Regions from separate parts of the Homo sapiens genome. Here region 2 is linked to region 1. A link is an interaction called in ENCODE POLR2A ChIA-PET data of the cell type or tissue named here. Cell type or tissue: Panc1. All regions are shown on one strand.

The links. ChIA-PET counts read pairs that join two places held together with the same protein. Peaks named below come from ENCODE experiments on the same cell type or tissue, not always from the same donor. Only the 100,000 strongest peaks of a DNase experiment are listed, where the experiment ranks them.
Region 2: POLR2A ChIA-PET joins it to region 1 with 6 read pairs; 3 of 35 experiments call an interaction of 5 or more read pairs at or near these places.

Annotation. Positions count from the first base shown.
Region 1 is chr7:149,387,889-149,395,888 of GRCh38, reverse strand. No RefSeq gene overlaps it. Among named protein-coding and RNA genes, the nearest start is that of TRC-GCA10-1, 14 kb to the right of the region's middle. In Panc1, no CTCF peak of the experiment used is centred here; no DNase peak of the experiment used is centred here; H3K27me3 peaks cover 245 bases.
Region 2 is chr7:149,631,080-149,639,079 of GRCh38, reverse strand. TRC-GCA9-3 (tRNA-Cys (anticodon GCA) 9-3) reads right to left here and starts at 3,393; the gene lies at 3,322-3,393. In Panc1, no CTCF peak of the experiment used is centred here; a DNase peak (open chromatin) is centred at 3,099; H3K27me3 peaks cover 397 bases.

The sequences.
Region 1 (8,000 bases):
CGGGCCATCCTTTTGACCTGCTGTGACTTCACAACTGCCACCTTTCACTTGTAAGGACATGCCTAGGACTTCAAGCTTGCTTTCAGGAGCTGGCAACACCAATTCTAAATAGTGGTCTTCCTTACTGCCATGAACCATCCCTTTCTTGTCTTCACAACATTTCTGCCTATGCTTCCTCAGTCCCAAGGCAAAACATGCATAAATAGCCTTGTTGAAATTTAAGAATGGAAAGGCCAATCAACCCTCCTTGGTTAAACTCAACTGACATTTTTTTTGAGCATCTATTGAGTGCCAAGGCTCCAGACATATGCAGATGAGGAATATTTGAACATTCCTCCTGCCTAAGACATGCTCAGAGCCAGATGGAAATAATGACAACGTAGTAATACGTGCTAGAATTGCAAACAAAATCTTAAATTAAGGAAAAAAAAAAAAACAGAAAAGAGAAAAAGCAACTCAATCCGGGGCCAGTGAAAGGGAGAAAAGTCTTCAAAAAACATACCCAGTTTGGCGGCTCATGCCTGTAATCCCAGCATTTTGGGAAGCTGAGGTGGGAGGATCACTTGAGGCCAGGAGTTCAAGACCAGCCTGGCCAATATAGTGAAATCCCAGCTCTACTAAAAATACACAAATTAGCTGGGCATGGTGGTGTGTACCTGTAATCCCAGCTACTCAGGGGGCTGAGGTACGAGAATCGCTTAAACCCAGGAGATGGAAGTTGCAGTGAGCTGAGATCGTGCCACTACACTCCAGCCTGGGTAACAGAGCAAGACTTCATCTCAAACAAACAAAAAACAAACAAAAAAACCCAGCTGATAGGTCACCTCTACAGCGAGAGATGAATGCTTGTCCAGACAGTGGGGTTGGGAAGTGCGTTGGATGGCACATTAGAAGACGTGCTAGACCACAGAGAGCACTCGGTGGCCGGAGGGCGCATGTTTGCCTGTGAGGGTCTGTGGGGTGGTGGTATGGAGGATGAGGACAGGGAGCAAGGAACAGGGAGGGGTGGGAGAGAGAGGTGATCACGATGGAAAAGTAGATCGATACAGGTTGTGGGGAGCCTTGTATATCGACTGTGCTTGGAAGCTTTGACATTTTCGACATCTTGGAGTTCACTGAGGATTTGAAGCAAAGGAACCACAGGTTTGTATTTGTTTTGCAAGCAGATGGTGTCAGCAGGCAGAGGCCATGTGGGAAGAGTGGGGAGACGAGGGCGACTTACTAATGTTTGTTGTATTGTTGACGCTGCTGTTGCTGCTGTTTGTGAGGTTGGGGGTGGGGTTTTAACTTTTTTCCTTATAAACTGTTTTATTTATTTTAACTGAAAGTATAAGATATGGCCCTGGGAATACTGCCTTCCAGAGAGGTGGGGTCCTAGCAGCAGCTTCAGGGATGCTTTGGCCCCCAAGATCCTGTGCTGCTGTTGCAGTGCCTGAGCAGGACCTGGAAGTGCCTGGACAGGATCTGGCAGCACCTGGTCAGGACCTGGGCAGCATCTGGGCAAGATCTGGCAGCACCTGGGCAGGACCTGGCAGCACCTGGGCAGGATCTGGCGGCACCTGGGCAATACCTGGGCAGAACCTGGGCAGCATCTGGGTAGCAACTGACAGGATCTGGCAGTACCCGGACAGGACCTGGTGGCACCTGGATAGCACCTGGGCAGTACCTGCCACCACCACAGGCCCACAGCAGGACGATTCAGCTGATGAGGTCACAGTCATTGCTACAGTCTCTGACCCGGATGGTTTCTTTTCATGGCTAGTTTTTTCCTCTTACTTTGGAAAATTAAAGCATAACACAGAGAAGAGTGCACAAAGCCTCATGTACAGCTCAATGAATTAAAACAAAGCGAACATGCCTGGTAACCACTGCACCAGCTGAGAAAATAACACAGCAGAAACTCAGAAACCACCTGCAGGACCCTCCTAAGCATTGGCCTCTCCTCCCCAAAAGAACCAAACTATTCTGACTTCTCTTGCCATGCATTAATTTTGCCTGTTCATGTACTTTGTTTAAATGGAACCATAAAATATATGTTCCTCTTTGTCTAGCTTTTTTCTCTCAATATTCTATTTGTGAGTGCTATGGTGTAAATGTCTGTGTTCCCCCAAATTCTAATCCCCACAGTGATGGTATTAGAAGGTGAGGCCTTTGGAAAGTGATTAGGTCACGAGGGTGAAGCCCTTATGAATGGAATTAGTGTCCCTATAAAAGTGGCTGGAGAGAGAACCCTCACCCCTTCCACTCTGTGAGCATACAGCAAGAATGCACCATCTATGAGCCAGATATAGAGCTCTAACCAGTTATTGCATCTGCCTTGATGTTGGACTTCCCAGCTTCCAGAGCTGTGAGAAATAAATTTCTATTGTTTATAAACTCTCCAGTTTATGGTATTTTGTTATAGGGGCTGGAATGGACTAAGAGAGTGAGATTCATTCATGTTATTGCATGAAGCTATAGCACATTCATTTTAATGCTGCATAAGATTATCTTGGGCTAATAGTACAATGTATTTATCCATTCTATTCTTTATAAACATTTGGGTTATTTTCCATTTGAATCTATTATGAATGAAGCTGCTATGAATATTCATGTATGTGTCTTTCAGTGCACATTTCTTTTGAGCATATACCTAGGGGAGGATTTTCTCATTCATATGGTGTCTGTATCTTCAACTCTAGTGGATAATGTCAACTTTAGTGGATAAAGTTGTTGTGCAAGTTTACACTCACATCAGCAGTGTATGTTTTTCCATTACACCATCTGGTTACCAACACAATTATTGTTAGTATTTTTCTATTTTAATTTAGGCATCCCAGTGGGTGTGTAGGGTATCTTGTGATTTTATTTTGCATTTTGCTAATTATGACTAGATTGGACCATTTGTCATGTGTTTGTTAATAACCTTTCTTTGCATAATCTTGTTGAGGTCTATTGCCCATTTTTGTACTGGGTTCATAGGATTTCTTTATACATTCTGAATAAAATCTCTTGTCAGTTATATGTGTGCAAATATCTTCTCCTTCTCTATAACTTGCCTTTCAACTTTTTGTTTGTTTGTTTGTTTTTAAGAGAGCATCTCACTCTGTTGCCCAGGCTGGAATGCAGTGGTGTTATCATGGCTCACTGCAGCCTCCACCTCCTGGGCTCAAGTGAACCTTCCACCTCAGCATCTCAAGTAACACAGGCACATGCCACCATGCCCAGCTAATTTTTTAAATTTTGTATAGAGATGAGGTCTTGCCGTGTTGCACAAGCTGGTCTGCAATGCCTGGATTTAAGCAATCCTCATGCTTCAGCCTCTCAAAGTGCTGGGATTATAGGCATGAGCCACCACACCTGGCCCCTTTCAACTTTTTAATGGCAACTTTTCATAAACAAGCATTTCTAATTTTAATATAGTCTTATTAGTCTTTTTCTTTTGTGGTTCTTCTTAAGGTCTGCTTAAGAAATCTTGGCCGGGCGCGGTGGCTCACGCCTGTCATCCCAGCACTTTGGGAGGCCGAGGCGGGCGGATCATGGGGTCAGGAGATCAAGACCATCCTGGCTAACATGGTGAAACCCCGTCTCTACTAAAAATACAAAAAATTAGCCGGGCTTGGTGGCAGGCGCCTGTAGTCCCAGCTACTCGGGAGGCTGAGGCAGGAGAATGGCATGAACCTGGGAGGCGGAGCTTGCAGTGAGCCGAGATCACGCCACTGCACTCCAGCCTGGGCGACAGAGCAAGACTCCATCTCAAAAAAAAAAAAAAAAAAAAAAAAGAAATCTTTATTTCAAGAGCAGAAGAGAGTCTCTTCTGTTGCCCACTAGAAACTTAATTATTTCACCTTTTCTCTTTGGATCTGTAATTCACCCAGAATTGATTTTGTGTTTGGTACAAGATAGGGGTCTTTCATTTTTTCTATAGTGATGTCTAATGGACTCAGAAGCTTTATTGACAAAGCCATCCTTTCTGAGCTGCTCGGGAACACCACTGCCACTTTTGTCATAAATCAAGAATCTATAAGTGTGTGAGTCGATTTCTGGATTCCTTTGGATTTCAGTTCCCTTAGTTTGCTTGTTCTTCCTTGTGCAAATATATCATCTTAATCACGATAACTTGCTAACAATGTTTTTTAACAATATCTTTATATGTAAGAGCAATTCATCTTATTTTGTTCTTGAACATTAGCTTGGCTATTCCTGGCCTTTTGCATTTTCAATGTTAATGTTAGAATCGGCTTGTTAATCTCTTCTCTCCATCCACCATGAAAAACTGCAGTAATTTTGATTTAGATTGAGTTGAATCTATATACACATTAGTATCTTTATGCTGTGGGTGTTCTAGTCCATGAAGATGATATATTCCTTCATTTATTTATTTCTCTCAGAAATTTATCTCTGTAATATTTTATCACTTTCTGTGTAGAGAGAGTATTATTTTCTCTGTAAATATATTCATTAGATTTATCCCTAGGTATTTGGTATTTTTGATGCTGTTATTTTTAAAGACTTCATTTTCCCACTACTTATAAGTCACAAACTTGCTAAACTCATATATCAATTCTAATGATTTATCTGTATATCCTTTTGGATTGTCTAGGAACTCTGGCACACCTGCTGTGAATAAGAACAGATTAATTTCTTACTTTATAATACATATACTTTTATTTTACTTGTCTTATTTCAGTTATTATGAATTTCATAAAAATGTGAATAGAAGTGTTGATAGGAATCATGCTTGTCTATTCTCAAACTCAGAGAGAAAGTGAGCAAGACAGGGTCTTGCTACCACCCAGGCTGGAGTACAGTGGCACCATCATACTTACTGCAGCTCAAACTACTGGGCTCAAGTGATCCTCCCACCTCAGCCTCCTAAGTAGCTGAAACCACAGTTGTGCACCACTTCACCTGGCTAATTTTTTGTTGTTGTTAAAAATTAAAATCTCACTGCGTTGCCCAGGCTGTTCTCCCACCTCAGCCTCCAAAGTGCTGGGTTTGCAGGTTCATTGAGCCACCATGTCGAGTTGAGAGATATTTTTAGACGGTGTCTCACTCTGTCACCCAGGCTGGGATGCAGTGGCACGATCTCGGCTCACTGCAACCTCTGCCTCCTGGGTTCCAGCGATTCTCCTGCCTCAGCCTCCCAAGTAGCTGGGATTACAGGCGTGTGCCAACATGCCTGGCTAATTTTTTTGTATTTTTAGTAGAGACAGGGTTTCACCATGTTGGCCAGGCTGGTCTTGAACTCCTGACCTCAGGTGATCTGCCTGTCTTGGCCTCCCAAAGTGCTGGGATTACAGGTGTGAGCCACCGTGCCTGGCCCCTTTCTATTTTTAAATTGAGATTTTTATTGTTATTTTATTACAATGTTTGATTTTAAAAATCATAAATAGATGTTGAATATTATCAAGGCTTTCTTCTGTATCTACTGAGATTATCATATGATTTTTTTTCTTTACTCTGTTAATGTGGTGGGGTGAACATTACCTTGATAGATTTACAAATGTTAAGTCAACATTTCTGGAGTAAACTCAATTGATCAGAATGTATTATCTTGTTTATGATTTGCTGAATTGCTAGTACTTTTTGAGAATTTTTTCATCTACATTCATAAGTGATATTGGCCTGTAATTATCCTTTTTTACAATGCTCTGGTCAGATTTAGGTTATTAAGGTTATGTTAGCCTCATAAACTAAGTTGAGAAATTCTCCCTTTATTCGTATTCTTTGAAAGGCTATGTATAACAGAGGCATTGTTTCTTCTAAAATGTTTGGTTAGATTCATGGGTGAAGCCATCTGAGTCTAGAGTTTTCTTTGGGAAAGGTTTTAAATTATGGATTTAATTCCTTTAATAGTCATAGGAGAATTCCAGCTTTCTATTTCTGCATATGTAAGTTTTGTAAATTTGTGTTTTCTATAATTTACCATTTTATCTACATTTTCAATTTTTTAGTGTAAAGTTGTTTATCACATTTTAACTTTGAATTTCCATCTGATCTGTGTTACCTCTAGTAATGTTCCCTTTTAAATTCCTAGTAGTAGGTATTTTTGCATTCTATTTTCTTCGTCTTAAAAGTCTTGCCAGAGATTTCTGTCCTTCATGGATCTTTTCAGGGAACCAACTTTTGGCTTCATTGATCTCCTCTATTGTACTTTGCTTCCTAGTTCATTTTTGTTACTCCTCTTTTTTAATAGTTATCCTAGAGAGCATAGCATGCATGCTGAGCATGTCAAAATTTAATACTGATGGTACATTGACCCTCTCTCCATGAAACTGCAAGAACCTTAAAACACTTTAAGTCCATTTATTCTCACCTTATGTAATGTTGCTGTGTGTTGTAATTATCTATATATTTTAAACTATGTTAGATATTATCATTGTGTTATACTATTAATATTTATTTACATTACACACCTATTTATTCTTTTAGAAGGAGTCTCGCTGTATCACCCAAGCTGGAGTGCAGTGGTGTGATCTCGGCTCACTGCAACCTCTGTCTCCCGGGTTCAAGTGATTCTCGTGCCTCAGTCTTCCAAGTAGTTAGGATTACAGGTGCCCGCCACCATGCCTGGCTAATTTTTGTATTTTTAGTAGAGACAGAGCTTCACCATGTTGTCCAGGCTGGTCTCGAACTCCTGACCTCAAGTGATCTACCCACCTTGGCCTCCCAACGTGCTGGGATTACAGGCGTGAGCTACTGCACCTGGCCAACACACCTGTTTATTCTTGTTATTGTTTTTCTTCCCTTGCATATCCAACATTCCATTCATCTTTTCTGCCTGAATAATACTCTAATATTTCCTTTAGGGAGGTTAGCTGATAAATATTGTGTTTTTCTTTGCTCAGAAAAAATCTTTATGTCATTTTCAGAGTAGGGATACAGGCTATTCCGAGAGGTATATCTTCAAGAAAAACAAAATCAGAAGATTAACTGATGTGTTTTACTGTGTTAGAGGAGATTTTTACTGAAAGGACAAAGAGAATCGGAATTAAATTAACAGAAAAATGTCATCCCAGTTCGGGAGGGATGACTGATTTCACAGACCTGAGGATGCTGAAAGCTAAATATCTTCAGTGACAGAACCCAGAGAAGCAATCTGCCTCCCAAGGTGACCCTAACCCCAGAAGGGCTCAGGAATTGGAGGCACTAGAGCCCAGCAGGTGGACCTTTGTCATGGAGCTGGAAACAGAAGCCCCAGTTGAAATTCTGTTTCCAAAGCAGAAAGACTCCAAATCCTTTCTGCCATGGAGTAATCCAGATGAGAGAGAGGTTTACCCCTTGAGAGGCTGATCCAGAGGAAGTCCAGACTTAGGAGTATCTGTGATGGTTGCTCAATGAGAAATAGTGGAATTCACTCATCCATTCAGAAAGCATTTGTTGAATGGATACAGTGTACATGGCACAGTAACACAGCTACAGTGCCAGACAAGACAAAGTCCCTGCCCATTCTAGAGAGGACTAAGGAGAAGCCTACATGCTAAACTGTGAGGCTTTCTCCATCCCTTTCCCCTGTTCTGTGACCCCAGCTCACTCGTAGCCAATTACACTTTCTGGCTGGAGATGAGCGATACCATTTGGAGTCCTTACCCTTTGCATGTGATCTGCAAAATCAAATTTTTCTGGATCTCCCTACTATGAAGCCATCAGCCAACAAGCGCCACCCATACTCAGAGAACCCAATCAGCATCAGTCACCTCACTCTTGATTTACAAATGAGTAATTAAAGATCCACAGACTTTGGAGGCAACATCTCTAACATAAAAAACATAGATGAAAGCAAACAGAAAAAGAAAAAGAGACAATACCAGGAGCAGAAGAAAACTTAAAACTTTGGGAGGCCTAGGCGGGCGGATCATGAGGTCAGGAGTTTGAGACCAGCCTGACCAACATGTTGAAACCTCCTCTCTATTAAAAATACAAAAATTAGCCGGGTGTGGTGGTGCGTGCCTGTAATCCCAGCTACTTAGGAGGCTGAGGCAGGAGAATCACTTGAACCCGGGAGGCAGGGATTGCAG
Region 2 (8,000 bases), 240 kb before region 1:
TCTGTCCTGCTGCCAGGGAGGCCAGGGCTTGGGCAGGACAAAGAGAGAGTCCTTAGTCCTAGTTCAGAGGCCCTTAGGGCCTGGTCTTTAAGTCCTCCAGATATCCAGGCTTGGTGCCTCCCCAGCTGTGCTGACCTGCCAGTGTGGGGCCTCCTGTGAGAGATGGGGCTGCATCTTGGCCTAGCATGGAGATGGCAGCCTTTCTGGACAAATGTCTCCCACAGTGTCAAGCAAGTCTCTGCAGACCCTGCCAAGTCTTGGCCATAGGATGAGGGAAGAAGACCGCAGAGGAGTATATGGTAGAGAAACCCAAAAGCACATCCAGTGGTCCTGGGGTGAGGGAAGTGGTGGTGACCCCAGATGGGTACTGAGGGAGGGAAACCTTAGGTCAGGGCGGAGGAGACTTCTGGAGTTCACAAGAAGCACAGGACAGGGTGAGCTCATGGCCCAAAGAGGCAGTGTGTAGTGAGATCAATCTGCTGGGTGCCAGGGGTAGACTAAGAGCAGCAAATGGAAGTTACAGTGTGCTGGAGTCTGTGGGTGAGGCCACAGTGGTCAATATGCTAAACCTAAGTTACAGCAGAGAGAAAGTGTAGCTCAGGAGTAGAGTATTTGACTCAGATCAAGAGGTCCCTGGCTCAAATCCAGCTGTCCCCTAGCTCTGATGCTTTTATCCCCTGAGCCAGCTGTTGTTCTGAAAACTTAGGAGGAAGGCAACGGGCGCTGCCACCCAGCCCTCTGGTGCTGACTCAGTCCCTCTCTTGTGGCTTGAGGTGGATGTTTGTATTATTATATGACTTTAGGAACCCAAAATAATGTGAGTCTTGGGGGAAAGCATAGCTCTGCAACATGCTACATCAAATAGGTGTGCCAAATACTCCCGCTTCGACCTCGGGTGGTAAGGACCTGCTCAGATGTTGAATGTGGACTGGACGATGTGCAGAGCAAGGCTGATAAGCTGCATCCCAAGATGGCAGAGCTCTGGTCTAGCAACAGGGCTAGCAGCTGCATCCAGCATCCGGCAGGGCTGCAGTGACCCCTGGCCAGCACACTCTCTGCTGTGACCTTGCCGTGATTCTAGGTTCACACCTTCCCATCAGTGCTGTGAGCTCCTGGTGCTGTCAGCGATGGTTTCATCTGTTTCCATTAGACAAAGTCAGGTTCTAGTTTTGTGCCTGTGTCTGTGCCTAGAACAGAAATTGGTACCAGGTGTGATTTGCAAGCAAGAGATCCTCAGAGAAATGGGTATGTGGGAGGACACTGGAGTTGCCAGATCTAGTTGTACTGAAGTCAATAAAAATCCAGCTGGTTCTTCCTGGATGGGAATCCAGCAGACCAGGGCTCACAACAGCGGAAGAGCTACATACACTGGTGCCTGTGATTGGCTGCAATGGAGCCCATTGAGGGCAAGAGATCCAGCTGCCATAAAACAGGAGAAGCTACAGGTAGGGAGCCGATTCTAATGCATGGAGAACTACTAGGCTAGAGCAAAGGCCCAGCTTCTCCATGCAACGCGCAGAAGGGTTCCTAGAGCTTCCAGCATTATGCTGAGAGAATCTTTTCTAAGGCTCCCGTGTGTCATAGCAGAAAACCAGAGGCAAAATTGGATCTTGCAGTTGCTGCATTCAGTTAAATGCACAGCCTCCCTGGGCTCTCATGTGAAGGCTGGGGCATTTTTCAGGAAAGAACACCAATCCAAGAACTGTAGAGAGAATTTACGAGAAGATGTGGAGAATTCACAACAAACATCCAAACAAACTCTAAACTCTGCCAAATCTCCATGACAGCAAAAGCAGCCTCCTCTCCCAGCTGATGAAGTGTCTCATAGAACTCCCAGTAGCCCTGGCCGCTGCCCACCAAGTGCCAAAGCTGCCCACTCACTGTAGTAACAGAAAATATCTAGGGGCTTTCCCACCAATCGGGACCCCTGTGCCACAAGTCTGGAATCTACGTGGCCTTTGACTACAGCAAGGGACAGCACCACGTGTCCCTGTGGATGTGTCTTGCCAGGGAAGGTGCCCGGTTTGCCTGTGTTCTCACGTGCCTGGGGCCGTGGCTCAGCCACTGGAGGGAGGGATTCCTCATCCCAGTTCAGAAGCCCCTTTGGGCCTGGGCTTTGGACCCCCAGACAGACAGGCTTACGCCCAATCCCTATCCCTCATATGTGCTGACCTGCTGAGTGACACCTTCTGAGACAACTGGGCTGCTCACCAGGAGGGCAGCTTCCACCTCCCCTAGGGTCAGCCCTGCAGTCCAAGGCCTTGAATTTGGCCTTGGGATAAAAGAGGAGGAAAAGGTAGAAAATAGAAAAAAAGGGCCAGGGGGGTGGCTCGCGTCTGTAATCCCAGCACTTTGGGAGGCCGAGGCGGGCGGATCACCTGAGGTCAGGAGTTTGAGACCAGCCCGGCCAACATGGCAAAACCCCGTCTCTACTAAAAATACAAAAATTAGCCGGGCGTGGTGGCGCATGCCTGTAATCTCAGCTACCTGGGAGGCTAAGGCAGGAGAATAGCTTGAGCCCAGGAGGTGGAGGTTGCAGTGAACAGAGATCGTGCCATTGCACTCCATCCTGGGCTACAGAATGAGCTCCATCAAAAAAAAAAAGAAAAAAAAAAAAGAAAAGAAGCAAAATCCAGCCATTGTCTAAAGGGTGAGGGTGAGGGTGGGGTGGATGGGGTTGATTTTAGAATAAATGTCCATGAGGAAGAGGCAAAGGAAGGAGAGATGTAGTGGATGATCATTCCAGCAAGAAGTGATGTCAAAGCTTACGCACTCAGCTTGAGACAGAAGGAGGAGAATGGACCACACAGTACAAAGGAGGCTCTGGGACTCAAATGAGGGGTCAGTGGGAGAGGGATAGAGCCAATGGCCAGAGAGGGTTGGTTGGTATGAGATAGGTCTGCTAGGACATGGGACCTGACCTGGAGTAAACAGAAACTATTGTGGGTTTCAGGAGGATCCCTCCCTTGGGCAGGCGACATCCTTAAGCAGTGTCCATTGGGAACTCATCTGAAGTGGGTTTCTAGCTCAGAGGAAGAGCATTTGCCTGCAGGTCAAGAGGTCCATGGTGCAAATTTAGTGCCTCTTAGTGCTAGACTTTCAACTGGAAGTCAGTTGGGTGATTTCCGGGGACCGGGGTGGGCGGGGGAGGGGGTGCAGGCGGGCATCTCGTTGGGCCTGTTGAGGGCTCAGCAGATGGGGAGTAGGAGCAGAGGGGGCAGCAGGCCTGGTCATATCTTGCCCAGGGTTGAGTTAATAGAGAGAGCCCGAGAGGAGCATGTGATCCAGGACCCACTTTGGTGATTAAAAGTGAAACAGGGTAGGGGGCACCTGGATTTGAACCAGGGACCTCTTGATCTGCAGTCAAATGCTCTACCCCTGAGCTATACCCCCAGGCCCAGGGAGAGGGTGTAATTAACACCCTTTTCATGTGTCGACACACCAAGAACACGACTCAGCTCTGCAGGTTGGGATGTCCAGGCCAGTTCTGTCTCTCTGAATTCTGGCCTCCCTCCTGTCACTAACACTTCTTTTCCCATCGCTTCTGTGTGGACCTGGCTGAGGACACCCTGGTGGCCTTGTTGACCTTTATGACTGGAAAGACCCTTCAAGTCATCCAGATAATCCTCTTTGACAGTAGCAGTTGTTGAGCATCATGTGAGGTGTGCTAGACTGGGGACAGAACTCTAACTGGGTGACACCACCTTCCCATGCACTGCAAGGAGGCCCAGTGCCTGTGTCTGGGACTTGTATTTGACATACAATACTGTTCATGATAATTTTCCAAGTGATAAGCAAATTGCTTTTGTAAAAGAAAGTTACTTAAATAATAATACTCAGTATTACAAAACCATGGCACATATATACCATAGAATACTGTGTGGCCATAAAAAAAGAATGATAATAGACCAATAGTTAATGGTAACCCCCTGGGAGCAGGTGAAGAAACCAGGGAGCGGGTGGGGGAATCTTCTCTTTTCCGATTTACATGTGATAACTCAATGTCCATGTTTCCAGCCTTCCAGGTACTGAGCCTTCTGGGTGGTTAAAAATAAAAGAGAGAAATTGATAAAATATTCCCCAGGAAGTCTTCTCTGCCTCCTGCAGCTGGCATTGTCCTAATTCCTCCTCCTTCTTCAGATCCTCCCAGGCTTTCTCTCATCCAGTTCCTCTGCCCCGTTCCTTCCAGGCAGCTCTCATCCCTCCCAGTGTTCAGCCCCTCCCCTCTGATGCTGTCACTCTTTTTTCACACAGCAGTTGTCCACTGTCCACCCGGCTGGAACATCACCATGGGGGTGGTGAGTCTGAGGGCAAAAGGCACCCACAATGGGCCGGGGCATCCCTGCTGCCTGTGTCCTGTGCCCAGCACCCAGGCCCTGACCCCCTGTCCCTCAGCCACACTTGAGTTGAGTCCCACAGCACCCCCTTCCACACGTGCCTTCTCCACCCTGACCTACTGCCTCCCCAGAGGCCTCTCGGATGGTGAGGACCTAGTATAGTCAGGTAGTACCATGCCCAAGGAGGTGTATAAACTGTGCAGGAATCAGTAAAAATAAAAATGCCAATGCTGCCCTCCCGAGTCAGCTGGGGCTTACAATCAGGTCAAAATGATGGTGTCAGCATTATTAAAGGCAGAGAAAGGTCTTTCTAGTCATACCTCGAGGAAGACGATCAAGGAAGGGACAAGTCCCCTGCTCAGTGATAAAACCACATATACAGCAAGAGAAATAGACAAGTCGTCTTCCCTGTATGAGAGAGATGGCTGAGTTGGGGTGGGGGCAGCAGGGCAGTTGCTAGGAAGCCCTCCTGAAGAGCAAGAAAGAGAGCAACTAATGCAGCTCTTGTACGAATCCAATGGCCCCTGCATGAAGAAGGAGGAATCTGAAGCCCTCTCTGCCTGAAATGGTCCTACGACCCCAAGTACCAGGCGAGCTCCTGTCTTCTCAGTCTGGATCTCACTGTGGTGGCCCTAAAAAGAGTCAGTGACTGTCCTTAGGAGATGGCTTCCTGCATTGAGTGTGCCTGTGGAAGTAGCCAGCTGGTGTGCAGCTCATGCTGGAGCGAACATCAACAAGGAATCAACTGCACACTGTGGCCACCCTACCCCAGAGTCCCCTCTTCCTCCTACATTAGAATTCCCCTCGGAAACTGCCCTAAGCTTCCAATAGGGAAATTACATAAATTACTCAGACCAATGTGCTAACTGTAAGGAGACTAGAAGGTTAGCAATAGTTGGAGTCCTTGTACCAGCATACAGACAATTTTACATGGCATGGGAACTCCAGGCATGACTGACCTTGCCAGGGGGTGGCTCTTCACAAAACCAGAGGTAGTAAGAGACCTAAGAGCCCAAGGAAGTAAAAGTATAGATGAAAAGAAGTCAGTTGGGCAAATTTTCCTCTCAAATTTCCCTGCCCCACCTTCCGGAAACTATGCAATATTGCCCTCAGCAAGGAAGAAGAGAGCAGATGGGCAAGCCTCTTTTGTGATGGCAAATTCCATCTTCATAAAAGAGAACTTGTCTCCTCTGGTGGGCATGATGTGGTGAAGACTGGCTCCAGGTGTCCCAATGTGGACTCTCAGGGGGTCCTAAAAGGGGCTGGGAGAGTGAAACACACACAAGGCACAGACAGAGGCAGCCCAAGGAGACCACAGGGATCAGTGAGAGTTTCCTGGGGCGGGAGTCACTACCTGCCTCATCTCACTGTGCAGAAGCCTTAGCTGGGCAAAGGAGGTGAACTCCAGCACCAGCTTCTATGGCTAAAATGGACAGTAGGTGCCCTGGAAAAAGCCAGCAGGATGGCCACACTACCCAAGAGAGAGAATTTTTCACATCAGCCCCAATGGTATACACACTACTTATGCATAATAACTACCACAAATATTTCACCTTACCAGTACGCCATGAATGAAACATCACTTCCTCAAGGAAAGTGTCCTTACCTCCTGCAATCGCTTTGATATCCCAGTAATAGTCTTATAATATCCCTGCATCTTACCATCTAGTATTTCTCATATTTTCCATTTTTAACTTCTGTGAACATTTGTACATCTTGATCTATTCCTCTAGTTTCAAGAGCCCATGTCTGTTTCAGTCACCATTGGGATAGGTTGTGTACGGACATGGGCTTCCACTCTGGATTAGATGGGAGTGATTGGAGGATTTCTTGCAGAGGAATAACATAAGCTGATTTCGTCCTCTGGCTGGCCTGAGGGCACTAGAGGACATGTATGGAAGCCGGGACACAAGTTCAGGAAGTTGTCACCATAACCTGGATGAGAGATGATTTCAGCTTTGTCTGATGGTGGAGGCAATGAGAAGTGGTCAGATTTTGGATATATTTTGAAGCAGTGTGAACAGGATTTGCTGATGATTTGAGAGCAGGGTGTGAGAGAAAGGGAAAAGTCAAGGATAATGCCAAGGTTTTCTGTCCTGAGCACCCGGCGGGATGGGGGGGCCATTCTCTGAGATGGCCATTTTCATTGCAGCAGAAATGAAATTTGAGGGGGTGGTGGAAGTCAGGAGTTCAATCTGTGATGTATTAAATTGAATCCATCTGTTAAATGGTCTAATGGAGATGTCAAAAATGAAGCTGGAGTTCGAAGGGGAGGTGTTGGCTAAAGATATAAATTTGAGGGTCATCATCCCATTAAAGCCGCAGGATGGAATGAGAGCACTGAGGAAGTGGGAGTGAAAAGAAAAGTGGTCTAGGAACTAAGACCTGGGCCCTCGAATGTTTAAAAATGGGGATGTTAAGGAGAAACCAGCAAAAGAGATTGAGGAAAAGTGGCAGAGAAGTACAAAGAAAACAACAGAAAAAGAGTGACAGCCCCAATGTCGATTGAAAAAAAAATGCTACTGAGGGCTTGAATTAAAGATGAGAATCACCCATGACACATGGTCACCAAGGACTGTGACAAGCACAGTCTCAGTGAAGTGGAGCACTTGGGTGGGTGTTCTCCTGGGAAGCCCTCCTGACCCTCCTGATGGGTGGGACCCCTGCCACATGCTCCATGGCTCCTGTATGTCTATCAAAGCACACACAGTTCACCATAATTGCTGCAAAGATGTGCCTGTAGGGTTCCCTGTATATCATGAATGGCCAGTACATATATGAATATGCTCAAATGTGTCAATAAAAAAGAGAGGATATATTAATGGAAGGAGATCCCAGGGAAAGCCAAAGGGTGGATAAAGAACACAGGATGTGCTCTAGAGAGGAGCAGGCAGGCTTTTCCTCTTAGCCTGGAGGGGATGAGGAGAAGGTGAAGATGCAGAGCAGAGGATGCTGGGGGGCCTCCATGGCCTTGGTCTTCTCAGTCAGATAGAAAACAAAGTCTTCCAAAGAGAATAAAGGAGGTAGGGTGGGAATCATTACTTGGGAAGAAGGGCAAAGTGTGAATCAGGCACTGTGGGAAATGGAGAAGAAGTGAATTAGAAAGGAATAGAATCATTGCTCATTAGAGAGAGGCACTGGTTGAGGTCAAACTGGTGTAGATTTGCAGTGGGACCATTTGCCTGGCTCTACAATTTACTCCATCAAAGACTGGCTTCCCCAGAGCAAAGGTGGGAAAGGCCAAAGGCGTGTGTATCCGCGGAAGCAGAAGGGCTCATGAGAGAGGTAGATAGACCACAGACCAAGCTCTCAAAGGAGCTGGAATCATGACTGAGAGGCCAAACATGGGATCAATAATGGGCAGGCAGATAGCTGAGCCCCAAGGTGGCCCTGCGGTCATGGGAACAGAGAGAGGTAGACAAGATTAAGGTCAAAATGAGGATAATGAAACATTTTTGGTAACAGTAAGAACATGTAAACATCAGAAAACGTGTCATAAAAGGACTTTTCTGATTCTAAGATCTTGAAAGGGAATAGTTTAAGTGATGATCAGGTTTGGCTATGAATGCTGAACACCCAAAATAACAAAGGATGGAAGCAAAACAAAAACAAGCAAACAAACCAGAAGCTTCCTTTTCTCCCACATAAAAGTCCACAGCTAGG